Regions from separate parts of the Homo sapiens genome. Here region 2 is linked to region 1. A link is a loop called in an ENCODE intact Hi-C map of the cell type or tissue named here. Cell type or tissue: dorsolateral prefrontal cortex. All regions are shown on one strand. Links, peaks and the distances in the headings refer to the core of each region. The heading gives the core; the rest is flanking DNA.

Evidence for each region. Peaks named below come from ENCODE experiments on the same cell type or tissue, not always from the same donor. Only the 100,000 strongest peaks of a DNase experiment are listed, where the experiment ranks them.
Region 2: a loop joins it to region 1, with 2.9 times the contacts of the local background. A loop is called at or near these places in 5 of 110 quality-filtered maps.

The regions. Positions count from the first base shown.
Region 1 is chr4:82,556,345-82,566,759 of GRCh38, reverse strand. TMEM150C (transmembrane protein 150C) reads left to right here and starts at 4,772. Exons shown (of 8, transcript NM_001080506.3): 1 at 4,772-4,854. RefSeq lists an enhancer at 4,547-5,046. In dorsolateral prefrontal cortex, for the core only: CTCF peaks have their summits at 4,550 and 4,781; a DNase peak (open chromatin) is centred at 4,685; H3K4me3 peaks cover 2,120 bases; H3K27ac peaks cover 1,196 bases.
Region 2 is chr4:82,737,624-82,742,623 of GRCh38, reverse strand. All of the region lies in intron 1 of SCD5 (stearoyl-CoA desaturase 5), which reads left to right. Among named protein-coding and RNA genes, the nearest start is that of MIR575, 13 kb to the left of the region's middle. RefSeq lists a silencer at 3,018-3,107. In dorsolateral prefrontal cortex, for the core only: CTCF peaks have their summits at 211 (motif pointing right), 2,920 and 3,122 (motif pointing right); a DNase peak (open chromatin) is centred at 3,143; H3K27ac peaks cover 4,091 bases.

The DNA.
Region 1 (10,415 bases), core at 2,386-7,385:
CCAGCCACAGTCCCTACCTGATATTCAGGCCACTTTTACTAACTCTGGTCCTTTAGGTTTCTCAGGCATGAGCCAGGCACCAGTCCATGGTATTCCCTAAACTGCAGGGGACATCCACGGAGCTCTCCAAGAGGTCTTCCTGAAGTCTTTCTCACTAGACTTAAGGTGAGAGAAAAGCCCCTTCCCCTCCCTGTTAAGTGCAGAGAAAGGGCCTCTTAGAATACCTATGACATGACAGGGTAAATGAGAAATTCAGGAACACTCCTTTGCAAATTCTGCATAGTAGTACAGAACTTTGTTTGGCATGTGAGTGTGGTTGACAACTATTATCTGAGGCCTCTCTAAAAATGGGAATAAAATAAAGGCTTCCATTTAACATCCCGTGACCAGATGTACTCTCACTATCGTTCCAATTGCCCTAACAAGGTTATCTTTAATAGGCAGTTTTGATAACAATAAAATGCCATTCCAATGACTTTCTTTGATTTTTTTTTTTTTTTAGATGGAGTCTCGCTCTGTCCCCAGGCTGGAGTACAGTGGTGAGATCTCGGCTCACTGCAACCTCTGACTCCCTGGTTCAAGAATTCTCCTGCCTCAGCCTCCTGAGTAGCTGGGATTACAGGCATGCACCATCACACCCAGCTAATTTTTTGTATTTTTAGTAGAGACAGGGTTTCACCATGTTGGCCAGGATGGTCTCCATCTCCTGATCTCATGATCCGCCCGCCTCAGCCTCCCAAAGCGCTGGGATTACAGGTGTGAGCCACTGCGCCCAGCTGATTTTGTTGTTTATCAGAGACTACTTGGATTACCAGTTGTTGGATAAGGTTTGGCAATAACTTCGTTATACAGAGATTTTTATTATAATGAAAGTCATTGCAATTGGACCAGCAGCAGGGATTTCCAGAATCCCTGAGAGCGTTATTTATGAGCTGTGCTTCTCAATTCTGTTTTTTCAAATGAATTAGGGAAGTGATTTGAATCATAAAATAACAAAAACAAATTGACTGCCCAAGAGAAAGAAAATGAGCAAGAATATAAAATTTCTTTGTAATTCTAAATGTTCTGTAGTGGTTTCAGTTAGATAATAAATTCATTTATATCAGGAAACCGCCCCCCAACTCAGATAGATGGATGTTTGTGCTGTGCACCAGAGTTAGGACATCAGCCTTGTAGAACAACATGGTGTTGAAATTAGGATGCCTCGTTGTGGTTCTGTAGAATGTTGATGTCTCTGAGTATGGATCTCCATTTGACACAAAATTTTACAAAGTTTGTGGCTGGCATCTCTTTCTGGGCCTTACGCTCTATTTCTTCCATGCCCCAGTCTCTAACTCTGTGCTTGGTCTTTCCTCACAGACTGAATCACTTTGGAACATATCAACAGATCATTTAAAGGTACAAAATGAATATTTGTATGCAATTTTTAAAAAGACAGCCAGTTGTGATCAAACTCCTTACCATCAGTAGGACACACATGAGAGTTCTGAGAATAAGAGGAAGAGAGTTCACATATGAGAGGGCAGAACCAAGCTCAGTGGTGTAGGAGTTCTTGGGAACAGGGGGAGTGCTGCAGATGTTAGACAGAGAACCTAAATCCTTCACTGCCAATGGCCATTCCAGAGATGGCCTTTGAATTGGAGGCAGAAGTGGGACAGAACCTTTATTCAATGTCACATTTTATAATGGACCAATGTGACAACCTCCCAAGTGATGCCAAGGCATAGCACATACTCCGAGAGCTAGCTTCCTATAAAAAGGAGTAAGAGGCCGGGTGCGGTGACTCACGCCTGTAATTCCAGCACTTCGGGAGGCCGAGGCAGGCAGATCACGAGGTCAGGAGATCGAGACCATCCTGACTAACATAGTGAAACCTCGTCTCTACTAAAAATACAAAAAAAATTAGCCAGGCGTGGTGGCGGGCACCTGTAGTCCCAGTTACTCGGGAGGCTGAGGCAGGAGAATGGCATGGACCCGGGAGGCGGAGGTTGCAGTGAGCCGAAATCGCACCACTGCACTCCAGCCTGGGCGACAGAGCGAGACTCCACCTCAAAAAAAAAAAGAAAAAAAAAAAGGAATAAGAAGAGGATGTAGGAAGATCCTCACAAATATGTGCTTGCCTCATCAACACAACAATTCCTCACTCTCACTCCCCAAATACTCAGGACCAAGCTGCCTTGGGGCCTTTAATGGTCTTTGTGAGGTAGAAGCAAGTGCTGGCTGGAAGCCTTCAGAGATTCATTTAAAATTCATCCCCCAAAAAATACTCAAAAGAAAAAAGGACAACCGGTTCTGGAAAAGTATTTCAGTCTTACACCCATATATGATTTAAAATATCTAAGGGTATATTGAGTACATGGTGGACAACAAATTTTAACAGATGGGATACCAAGAAAAAGGCACAGAGAAGCCCATGTTTTGCTTGTACTCTCGAAGCTTCGCTCGAACTCTCATGACATTAACAGAATCTGCTTATAGCAACCAACTCTCCTTCATGGCCAGCATTTTAACACACAATTTCAGCTGGTAATATCACTGTCAGGAATGTAATTCATTTTGCTTTTTGGGTTTATTTGGAGGGACATTTTGGAGATGAAGGCGGCGGTGATTTAGTGGTGCTGAGGAATGGCACTGAGCCTGCGATCCTCACAAACTCAAGTTGGTTTTTTTTAGGAAACATAGGCCTGGCTCTAAATGAAAATGAAAATGTTGAAATAAATTAAACCTGGTGCATGGATTCTCAATCCTTCCACAAAAAAATGGGGGAGGGGAAAGTAAGGGCATTTTACAAATTGGGAGCCCTATTCCCAAGAAAGGGAGTGATATGGCATGGCCATGTCGGAATCACCTGCGGTTCTTTGTCAAAATACCTGTGTTCTGGTTTCCCCCGCCACCTCCAATCAGGTTTTGACTCTGGGTCTGAGGTGAACCCAGGCATCATTTTCTAAAGCCCCCACTGGTGATTCTGATGTGAAAACAGAGTACCACTTCTGTGTTTGAGGGACAGCTAATTCTTTGGCTGGATCTACTTCTGAAAGAATGAATTGGAAGATCTAGCTAGAGGACTCTTTCCGTTATTGCAGAGAGAAATGAATGGCATGGGGACAGGGAGTAGAGAGAGGAGGGGTTCATGGATGGGCCTCAAGCAATCTTACCTTTGGGGGAGTCAGACCACTTTGAGGGTCTGATTAATGTGTAGTTACTCTCCTCAGAAAAGTACACATAAGCTAATTCCCACAAAATTGAGCATATACTTTCAAGGGAGTCTAGACTAAGATTCAGTTTTTGCTTTTGCTATTTTAATTGAATGGATAACAGTCCCACTCATTAAAATAAGGAAAACAAGAGAAGGCAAGATCCCTGGTCTCAGGAAGCTTACAGTCTAGTAGCCAGGAGAAAACAGTAACAAGAAATCAACATACAGAAAAAAAAAAAGAATCAATATACACATAGTAGACAATAATCACAAGAATTGTGGGGAAGGGAGAGTTCTGGAACCGAACGTTAATTGCAGAATTTGAATATGCTGAATTGGAGAAGATTCTTAGAAACACCTGGTTGGGCCGGGCGCGGTGGTTCACGCCTGTAATCCCAGCAGTTTGGGAGGCTGAGGCAGGCGGATCACTTGAGGCCAGGAGTTTTGAGACCAGCCTGGCCAACGTGGTGAAACCCCGCCTCTACTGAAAATACAAAAATTAATCGGGCATGGTGGCGGGCGCCTGTAATCCCAGCTACTCAGGAGGCTGAGGCGAGAGAATCGCTTGAACCCGAGAGGCAGAGGTTACAGTGAGCCGACATTGCGGCACTGCACTCCAGCCTGAGCGACAGAGCAAGACTCCGTCTCAAAAAAAAAAAAAAAAAGAAAGAAAAGAAAAGAAAAGAAAAAGAAAAAGAAAAAGAAAAAGAAAAAAAGGGAATGCCTGCTTGTGTAGAGACAGCAGTTTAAAGGAGACAGGTGTGCTACGGAAGCCCCCAAAAGAATAGAGGGCAGACTGACAAAGGCCGGTTGATAGAGAGCCACCTGTTGGAGGCCAGAGAGGTTGTGTTTGGAACCCAGGCTCATGATGAGCCTAAGATAAAAATGGCATTGATCCATGCTGCTGCTAGAGGTCACTGACATGGTGCCATGGGGTCCCATGGTAGGTTGGGGGTCCGGGATGGGGGAAGCTGTCAAAACGCTGATGAACACAGTTTATGACGGACTCAGACGAGACCCAGGGAGGAAAGCTGCAAGCTGGCGCTGGGAGGTCGGCCTTGGTGTCTGCTGTTCATTGCCAGGGTCCGAAGTTGGCTCTGTGTTTGTTCAATAGGATGGAAAAAAAAAAACCAAAAACCGCGGGACAGCGCTGAGTGGAGGAGAACTACATTCAGTCAATGGGCATGAAAATGAATTTTAGCTGCTTTGTGCAAAAACCCTAGGTGTGCGGACGAAAGAGAGCCAGGCAGAAGGTTACAACAGGTCAGGAATAAATAACCACCAGGCGGAGGATCCAAGATTCTGTCCTTCCTTTTGTTGGATGAGGAGCGCCAGGCAAACGCGTCCACAAAGGCTTCGGAAGGAAGCGGCTCGCCCGCCCACACCCGGCTCCTGCCCCGGGTGACTATTAGGGGCCCCGGGGGGGTGGCAGAAGCCCGAGACCCAGGGGATCAACTCTCCCCGAAGGCCTAGCAGCGGGGACCCCAGAATAAGTCGGGGGCGGGCCCCGGCGCGGCAGGAGGGGGCCGGGCGGGCGGGTGAGCAGATCCCACCCCTTCCTGAAGGAAGCGCCCTACCCGCCGCTACTGCTGCCGCCGCCGCCACCGCAGCAGGTCACAGCCCCTCGAGGCGACAGCGGCCCCGCCGCACCAGAGCAGGTAGGCGCGGCGCCCCCTCCCCTGCCTGGGCCCGTCGCGCAGCCAGGGGGCGTCCGGCCCGGCCCCGTGCGCAGCCCGCAGGCGGAGACCGGGGACGGCGGGGGCTGCAGCGCGGCTGGGGCGGCTGGGTCCGCCCGGCTGCGGGGCCCTGCTCGGCTGCGGCCCCCTCCCATAGCGTCCCGGGCGCGGGGCCGCCCGCCCGAGCCCTCCGCGGGCGCACGCTCCCCGGCAAGTCCAGGAGTCGGTGCCGGCTCTGCCCCGCGACCTGCGAACGCCCGAGCCGGCGCGCCTCGGTCCCCGCCGCCGCAGTGCCGCCAGCCAGCCCGCCCGCTGCGGCCCCGGCCCCGGCCCCGGCCCCGTCCTTTGACAGGTGTCCCCACCCGCCGCCCCATCATCTCGTTATCGGGTGGACTCGGGTGAGAAGCGACCCCAAGTTTGACCTCCCGGTCCCTGTGCCATTCTCCCTGCACTTTGCGGTTAGCCAGGTCAGGCTGGCTCGGGAAGCAGGGGATCTGGGAAGGAGGCACTAACTTGCTTTGCCCTGTGTACCGCCCTCCACTCTAAATGCACAGTCTTCCTTCCTTTCCTGGGCGCACACTTGGGAAGAAATGGGATTTTTGGTTTTTCGGCGGGAGGCCGTGGTAGGTGGGTTACCTAGGCTCTTTGGTAATCTGCTGCAATAAAAAAGTGATTAGCTTTGGGTTCTGGAGAGAGTCCTTGAGTGGTTTTCCCCTCCTTAAATGAATCAAATGGAGTATGAGAGGGTTTTCCCATTTTAAATTCATGCTCCTTTTTTCTCTACTCATTCCTTTCCTCCACCCCTACCCCCACAGCACTTTATGATGTCCCACACATTTCACTGATCTTTTTGGTCAGGTTTATTCCGGCCAGACCGCCTTTCACGGTTGGGCCAGGATTGTGACCGCATGTGGGAACATAGCTCAGGTAGAATGGAAGTCCATCTTCCCGAGTGAACCCACTCCGATGTCCTACATGCGAGGTCCTGTTGGGGAACCAGATATACCAATGCCATGTTGAAAAACAAAACCAAACAGTTATTGGATCTAAAACAATAACAAAGCCTAAATGGCAGGATCAGTTTCTGCATCTTTCTCTGCTTGAACCAAAGACATTTTAATAGTGCAGGGCTATAACTCCATTCTGGGCAGCAGTTCATCGAAAGGATAGTTGAGTGTGGATTTATAAACTCCATGGTAGCAGTCATTAAACTGACCTACTTAAAGTTTCCTATTTCAAGGAAAAATTGTTAGGCCCATATATGTGACCGATCAAAGAATTTTAGTCTCAGCTCTCATGTATCAAATCCCAAACTTTTTCTTGTATGTGTTCTAGAGACTCCATGTTTCCAGGATTAACTATAGCTGTCATCTATTAATGAGCTAGAAATGTGAGTTTAATCTTCAAGGCATAAGCGTAGGAATTTTAATGGTGTGTCCTTTATACATTATTTAATAAATGTTTTGCAAGTCCCCCAAGTTGGAAGCTCACAAACTGGACATGGTAAATAAAAGGGTAAAGAAGTTTTGCTAACAATAATGACTAGTTGATAGATGTTATGACATTCACAAATATATTAAAGTATTTGAAAAACACTTTAATGCATGTTTATTATAATCTGCCATTAGCTGAATGCAATCTGTTTGGATTATTTAAATTGGCATTTAAGTCTTCAGAGCAATTGCTTAATTCATGCATTTCTTACAAATACCTTTTCCATGTTGCTTTGTGGGGGGATAATTTGCTCTATGGAGTAATTTTTTTTTTTGCGTGAACACAATAATGCGTTCTATTTAGCCTTTGTTGTAGAACTACCACAATCATGTTCACAATGACCTTGCAGGGGTTTTTGGGCTCACTTTATCTGCTTTGCAATTGTCAAGAGAGAAGGCCCTTTGCTTTACACTCTTGTCTGTCTTCCTGCTTTGTCTCGCCTGTGACCCACACCTCTTTAGTACAGTGGGTCAGATTAGCAGGGCAGCCTGGAGTCATGAGAGAGGAAAAGCTAGCTGGACCCCGCAATCTCAGCCATTTGGTTTCACTGCAATCTGGCCATTTGGGATCAGTTCAGTAACCAATTAAGCAAGACAAGCACTGACAAGATAATGTATTACTTCTCAGTCATCCCCTTTCACAGAAGAATCTGTAACACTTAGAATCAGCACTACGGTGTGATTAGGTTCTGGTAAGGGTCCAATGAGATGTGTGCTGAAGTTCCCAAAACATTATAGGGTCCAAGTGTTATTGAATCCAGGTCTAAGTTCATGAAAAGCGTAGGACTAGACACAGGTGTGTAATAAGTGTGTCCCTACTTTTTTTGTTTGTTTGTTTTTGAGGCGGAGTCTCACTCTCTCGCCCAGGCTGGAGTGCAGTGGCACAATCTCAGCTCACTGCAACCTCCGCCTCTTGGGTTCAAGCGATTCTCCTGCCTCAGTCTCCCAAGTAGCTGGGATTACAGGCGTCCACCAGCATGCCTGGCTAATTTTTTTTTTTTTTTGTATTTTTAGTAGAGACGGGGTTTTACCATGTTGATCAGGCTGGTCTTGAATTCTTGACCTCAATTGAGCCACCCGCCTCGGCCTCCCAAAGTGCTGGGAATACAGCCAGGAGCCACTGTGCCCAGCCCCTGTCACATGGGTCCGTGTGAAGAGAGTCCACCAACAGGCTTTGTGTGAGCAACAAGGCTGTTTATTTCACCTGGGTGCATGTGGGCTGAGTCCGAAAAAGGAGTCAGCAAAGGGTGGTGGGATTATCATTAGTTTTTGTAGGTTTTGGGATAGGCGGTGGAGTTAGGAGCAATGTTTTGCAGGCAGGGGGTGGATCTCACAAAGTACATTCTCAAGGGTGGGGAGAATTAACAAAGAACATTTTTAGGGGTGGGGAAATTACAAAGAACCTTCTTAAGGGTGGGGGAGATTACAAAGTACATTGATCAGTTAGGGTGGGGAAGAAACAAATCACAATGATGGAATGTCATCAGTTAAGGCTATTTTCACTTTTGTGGATCTTCAGTTGCTTCAGGCCATCTGGATGTATACGTGCAGGTCACAGGGGATATGATGGCTTAGCTTGGGCTCAGAAGCCTGACAGCCCCTACTTATTTTAACTATAAATTTTTACTCCTGGAGCTGATGGTGCCATGTAGCTTTATATTTTTTCATAGTTGTTCTAAGTATTTTAAAACTTGTTCATAAATTATTGGAACTTTAAGTTATTGTTATCACCAAATATCATTTCCTGGTATGTTTAGATTTTTTTTTTTTTCTGGTATGTTTAGATTTTGAAAGACAACTTGTGGCAATGGAAAATCAATCATCATGCAAAGAGATTTTAGATCAGCCATTTAGAATATTTTGAGATAATCGTGAAATCTTTGGCAGTAGCCTTCAAATTCAGCCCCAAACTATTCTGAGTCAAACCAGCTTTGGTAGGTAGGGCTTGAAGCTCTTTTACTAAGTGAGAAATTAATATTTTCCTTTTTGGCATCTATAAACAGCCTTTTCTAGATCAGTGCTGTCCAAAAGAACTTTCTGCATTGATGGACATGTTCTGTAATCTGTCCAGTATGATAACCATGAGCCACATGTGGCTATTGAACGCTTGAAATGTGGGCTAGTGTAATTGAGGAACTGAATTTTAAATTTTATTTAGCCGTAATTAATTTAAATAGCCACATGAGGCTAGTGGCTACCATATTGGACAGTATAGTTCTGAATTTTCTCCCCATATTTCCTAGAGAGATAGCATTTAAAGGCAATTATCCTTTAATTAGAAAAAAAAAAGTGGCAATTGGCATTGATAATACCAGAATTGAGATTTGACTTCATAATCCTATTGCTATGAAAAACCACTTGTGAGGCCACGTGCAGTGTCTCACGCTTGTAATCCCAGCACTTCGGGAGGCTGAGGCGGGTGGATCATGAAGTCAGGAGTTTGAGACCAGCCCGGCCAATACAGTGAAACCCTGTGTCCACTAAAAATACAAAAAAAAATTAGCTGCGCATGGTGGCAGGTACCTGTAATCCCAGGGAGGGTGAGACAGGAGAATCGCTTGGTCCCGGGAGAGGCAGAGGTTGCAGTGAGCCAAGATCGTGCCACTGCACTCCAGCCTGGGCGACAGAGCTAGACTCCATATCAAAAAAAAAAAAAAAAAGAAAAAGAAAAGAAAAACCACTTGTACTTGCTCTGAAGAAGATATTTTGTGCTGAAGTTCAACCCTACTCTAAAAACTGTTTCTCTTTTTAATTTCTATGTGTCTGCTAGCCTCAATAATAAGCATCACCCAGAGTTGTTTAGATGCCTGGCCCCTCGTGTCGGTGTTCATGAACTTGGGCTTATTTGCTCTTTTGCACATTACAGATCATGTATTCTTAGAGTCAGTTTCTGTACGTTTCAATTTTTCAAGGGAGAGGAGGTTCAGAGAAAGGTAGGAAGTAGGTAGTGATGCACAACTCTCGCACTCTTCCCTTGATTACAATCACAGAGACCCTGTGAAAAGTCTGACAAATGGGTACCCCTGGCTCCAGGAGCAGCTGAAGCCTCTGCCTCTGTTGGTTTCTGCCCTTCTTGTCTGGTTTCTTTCTCTTAGGTTTCAAACCCAGATCCTCTTGCTCAAGTCTAGCCTGTGGAGATTACCAAATCCACTTAAGGTGTAACCTACCATTATTTTTAGTAAAGCCATTAAAATGGGATTTGATTTAGCATCAAGCATGTTGTTTCCATTTTTAAACTAATTTGCTTTGATTAAACCCATTATTTTGATCATGGAGAGGGACATGTTGTTAATTAGACTGTTTTACAAGACACTGCCTCTCATGTTTCTTGGGTGAGTGATGCTCCCGCACCCAGCATAGGCATCTAGGGTACTTCTCTCCAGGCCAGAGCTCAGGGTCCTGGGGGTTCCCCTCCTCTGGAAGGGACTCTTCCTCAATCAATTATTTAAAAATTTATTGACTATGTTTGTGCCTACTAATTATAGGTTGAAATAACTCCCAAATTATCTCTGTGTTGAAGATATTAACACCCCCTGATAACATTTCCCAAATTAGTGTCCATCCCATAGGGTGATGGGGATGCTTGAATAAATGCTCCATATAATCTTTTTTATTATTTTTTTTTGGAGATTTATAATGCACAATAGCATGGTAAAGCCTCTAAGATGAGATACATATACTTATTTAACTTTTTATTGTTATTGTTTTCTGTTCTTTTCTTTTCTCTTTTAATAGAGACAGAGTCTCACTCACTCTGTCACCCAGAATGCTCAGTGCATTCTTGAACTCCTGTCCTCAAGGGATCCGCCCACCTCAGCCCCCCAAGTAGCTGGAACTACAGGCGTGTGCCACCATGCCTGGCTGTTAGTGTTTTCAAAACAATTTTTCTTACAACACTTACTGTAGTATTTTTCAAATTACATGTCTTGGGTCATAAAATCAATTGAGCAGGTTAGGATCAGCATTTTTCTTGATGAAATAAAATGTCTAATAGAAGTGGTCACTGTGCATCCTTTTTATTGACGGTTACTAGTGTTTGATGAAACTTTG
Region 2 (5,000 bases), core at 1-5,000, 180 kb before region 1:
GTAGAAACGGAGTTTTGCCATGTTGGCCAGGCTGGTCTTGAACTCCTGGCCTCAAGTGATCCACCCACCTCGGCCTCCCAAAGTGCTGGGATTACAGGTGTGAGGCACCATGCCCGGCCAGAAAGGTGCATCTTTATTTCAGGTGTTATCTGGGGATTTATTTATTCTAAGACCCCAGCAATCCTGTGCCCACCTCTAGTTTCTTGCTGCTGGGGTCTCTCTGCCTCTCCAGTAGGTGGCCCTGTGAGACAGGACCCGGTCAGACCTCACACCAGCTCTCTCTTCTGAGTGGCCACGTTTGGTCCCCAGGGCACACTCTACTCAGGAAAACCCAGAAAGGCAGACTAGCTCCTGCATGCCCCTCTAGCCTGCTGTCATGGCCCACTCTGGGTGTCACAGGCATGCCTCTGGGACCTGAATGTCTGCTGGTTCCAGCTGTAGTGAAACTACTTTAAAGCTCCCCAAGTGGTCCACACAAGCTGCCTGACTGGGCTTGGAATGAAGAAGATACAACTCTTGCCCATCTTTCTTTTTTTTTTTTTTTTGAGACGGACTCTCTTCTGTCATCCAGGCTGGAGTGCAGTGGTGCGATCTCGGCTCACTGCAAGCTCCACCTCCCGGTTTCACGCCATTTTCCTGCCTCAGCCTCCTGAGTCGCTGGGACTACAGGCATGCCCATCTTTCTTTGGGGGATTTTAAGGGGGACACTACAGCTCATTAACAGCTCCCCCAACAAAAGCTCTTCACCTATCTGCCCACTCCCCCCCCCCGCCCACTCTGACCCCTTTTCATATCCTTGATCTGGAGGAGGCATCCAAGAGTGACGGAGCCAGGTCTCAATAATTTCCTTTGTGAATTCTGTGTAAGGGGGTCTGTTTCACAGTCATGTAGGTATCTGATATCTATCATATTGGTGCCTCAATTAAAATGGAGGCAGAAAGAGCCCTATTCTAATATCTCATTCCATAAACAATAGAGACAAAGGCAAAAGTGTGTGTTTTAGTTCTCTATTGCTGCCTACCAGCCAGAAATGGAGTGGTTTAAAACAACATCGATAGACTATTTCTCATGATTCTTTGCTGGCTGGTCAGTTCCTCTGCTGGTCTCACCTGGGCTGGCTCATGCAGCTGCCGTCACTCACACAGCTGGTGGTTGGCACTGACTGTTGGTTGGGCGCCTTGGTTTTCTGTCTCATGGCTTCTCATTCCCTGGTAGGTGACAATGGTTTCCTTTCAGAACAAGCATGGCAGTGTTTCGAGGGACCAAAGTGCAAGCTCCAAGGCCTCTCAAGGCCCAGGCTCTGAAAGTCACACAGCATCACTTTCATACATTCTATTGACCAAACAAAACCACAAGACCAGCCTAGATATAAGAAGTGGGAAAAGAGGCTGGGCGCAGTGGTTCATGCCTGTAATCCCAGCACTTTGGGAGCTGAGGCGGGCAGATTGCTTGGGCCCAGGAGTTTGAGACCAGCCTAGGCAACATGGCAAAACTCTGTCTCTACGAAAAAAAAAAAAAAAAAAATTAGCTGGCACACGCCTGTAGTCCCAGCTACTTGGGAGGCTGAGGTGGGAGGATCACTTGGGCCTGGGGCCTAGAAGGCAGAGGCTGCAGTGAGCTGTGATTGCACCACTGCACTCCAGCCTGGGTGACAGAGCGAGACCCTGTCTCAAAAGAAAAAAAAAAAAAAGAATTGGGAAAAGAGACTCCACCTTAGTCTTAGTCTTTCACCCTCCCCTATAGTTTCTAACACAGAATTCTGCCTCTGTCAGTTCTGGTTCTAGACTTTTTCTGAGCAGATTTGGGGTAAAGGATTAGGGGAAGAATTAAAAGTTATCTCTACATTGGTTTACATTTTGCTTACATTTGGAAGGGTAGAAGGAAGAGAAAAGAAAGATTCAGAAGTTGAGAGGAGGGAGGAGAGAAAGTAGAGCCAACTGTGGCGGACCTTGGAAAAGCACTGCAGGGGATAGACCACACATTGGGAACTGGGAGTCCTTGGTTTAGAGAATAGGGTTCCAGGCCAGGCAGGTGCTTTCATTAATGAAGTTATCGGTAAGTCAATATGTCTGTCTGAGTTGGATGAATGATACCCTCCAAAGCTTATTGTGAAAATGAACTTCACTATAGATTGGATTCCCCCTTGGGGCCTGGCTAAAGCCACACTATGAGATGTTAGCCTGATACTGGCTCCATAATACCCAAACCCAGCCTGAGATCCTCCCCGTCCACCTGCCCCAGTGGACAAACCTTGCACTCCCATCCTTTCTCCCCTCTGACTTTTGTGCTCCTAGGGAAGGTGATCAACAGCAAGGCGAGGTGCTGGGTGCTGGCAAAACAACCTCGCCTTCAGGTTCCAGGTTTCTGGAAGAGGTGAATGACAGAAGAGGGAATCAAGTTGATTATTTCCTCCATGTCTCCGCTCTACTTTGGGCGCTACATTCAAAGCTCAGGTTTTTCATTTTAAAAATAATTGCTAAAGTCCTTAGGGGGTAGATGCTTTATGTGTGCTTATCTCGAGTTTAAGTTGAAAGGACCTGTGTTTCCCATCAGATGCCCCCAGCAGGAATGGCATTGGAGGCTGGTGATATTTGAAGGGCAGGTCAGATTGCTGAGACATGAAGTGGCTGGGCTGGTGTTGAGCCGACACAGGTGAGCAGGCTCAGGCTGCAGATTGTTGAAGCAGATAAGCAAGCGGTGGGGATGGAGAGGGGTCGGGACCTGCACTCGCCTTAGATTTTAAACACATCAAGTCCATGGAAGAATTTATTTTCTACTTTCAGAGAACAGATATATGCCTCTCTTTAAGAGAATATGCTGTGCTAAAAAAATTATCAAGTTTTCATCGTGGCTTTTCACGATCAGCATGGCTAAGCAGAAGCCTGTCCAGCTGCGTCTAACTCTACGTGCTTCCTAAATTACCCTGTAATCCTCTTGTCCTCTTCCAAGCCTTGGCCGATCTGAATCATAGTGCATTTCTTTCAGCACACACATGGCAATAGATACTTCAGAGCATCGTTGGGGTGAGTTTTGTGTGCGTGAATGCCTGTGCCCTGGCCTGGGCCACCACCGCACACAACCAGCAGGCGGAGTGTGGCTCTACCAGCCACGACCTCCCTCCAGGGCAGTGCGGGGAGGCCACCGGCAGGGGGTGCTGCACCCACACTGCTGGCACCAGTACGTGGGCATTACCAGGCTTCATAAATTGCTGGAAATTTAAAGCTGGAGGGGATGTTAGAAACCGTATCATCCACTGGTTTCCATTCGCTCGTGAGGAACCCATGATCCCGAGAGTTGAGTTTGTGGTGGAAATGGAGCTAAAATAGAGCCCTCTCCACTTCCAGGCCAGGACCTCCACCTTTCACATCCCCACTGCCTTCCCCTGGCATGACTACAAATGTCTTACCAGTGTTGAGAGGGAAATGATTTGCATGTAGAAGAATCAGCAAGGACAAGAACAGGTACTTAGTGCTATTTGCCTGGGAAATCGCAGATTGAGGCTTTTTGCATTTGGCCCCAAAGTCACAGTCAACCCGCAACTAGTAGGGGTAAGATTATTATTTTTTAGTGATTATATTTAAAAATAGCACACTTGGGGAAAAAATTACAGTTTGCTACAAATCATCAAAACATTTGCCCATCCTCTGAGAGGCCATATGTTGTAGTGTCAGTCCCCACCTCTGTTATTACTAGCTGGGTGATCTTGGCCAAATTTCTAAACTCCATTTTGCCTCATCTGTAAAATGGGGTTGGTGAAGATTAAATGAGATAAGACATAGGCAGTGCTTTTTAGGGTCACAGCGTATCCTAAGTACTCAACAAGTGCCAACTGTAATAATAATGGGAGCCATTTGGCATCTATAACTTGGAACTGCTATGTAGTTGTATCTACTACAGTGGAGAAATGTTCCCTCTCACCAGTTGGATATGTAGCTGTTGGGTGTAGCTTCTCTATGGTCTACCAGGATCCTCTCCAGAGACCATAGTTGTGGCCAGGAGTTGGCTAAGGTGAAGGAGTGAAGAGTAGGTATGGAAGGGTGGAAGGAATGGGTGAGTGGCTTTTAGTCTAAGCTGGCAAGTAAGAAAGAATTGAGAAAGAGAGGAAGTGTGCTGGGATGTGTTCTTCCCCAACTGGGGATCTTTCTTATAGGCAAAAAAATAAATAATCAAAAGCCATGAAACAGACAGTGATAACTTTTTTTTTAAACGGAGTCTCACTCTGTTGCCAGGCTGGAGTGCAGTGGCACGATCTCGGCTCACTGCAACGTCTGCCTCCTGGGTTCAAGCGATTTTCCTGCCTCAGTCTCCCGAGTAGCTGGGACCACAGACGCACGCCACCACACCCAGCTAATTTTGTATTTTTAGTAGCGACAGGGTTTCACCATGTTGGCCAGGATGGTCAGTCTCCGTCTCTTGACCTCGTGATCCGCCCGCCTAGGCCTCCCAAAGTGCTGGGACTACAGGCATGAGCCACTGGGCCCGGCCGTGATAACTTTTTTTCAGGTAGAAATCTTTTGGTTCTTTTTTTATCAAGTATTTTGTGTGATGCTTACAGAATACATTTATTAAGTATTTTGTACAGCTCTTATTTTTTGTTGTTGTTTTACAATTTGGGTGATGCGTGCAAAAAGTAGATATAGTTCTAGATAGTGGATTTTTTTTTTTTTAGCTAATTAGATTGACCTCAGGTCCAATCTGTAAAGTGTTTCAAATACTTAAGTTTTGTTTAGATTTCTTTAATCTTATCCATGACCTTTTTTGCCCCCCAGCCTTCCTACCTCATTGTGCCATTGATAGCAACTTGACTTTGGTTTCTTCTCTTTTCAGAGTTTGATCCAGTGGTTGTAAAATGCTTTCAGATCACGACATGAAACTCTGCCTTAATAGAAAGGCACAATATAAATCAGAGATGGCCAGAAAGGCAAGCATGAAAATAGTATCCCTGATTTTTTTCCAGTAGCACATGATATAACATTGAATAATTGCTGGGTATATTTGAC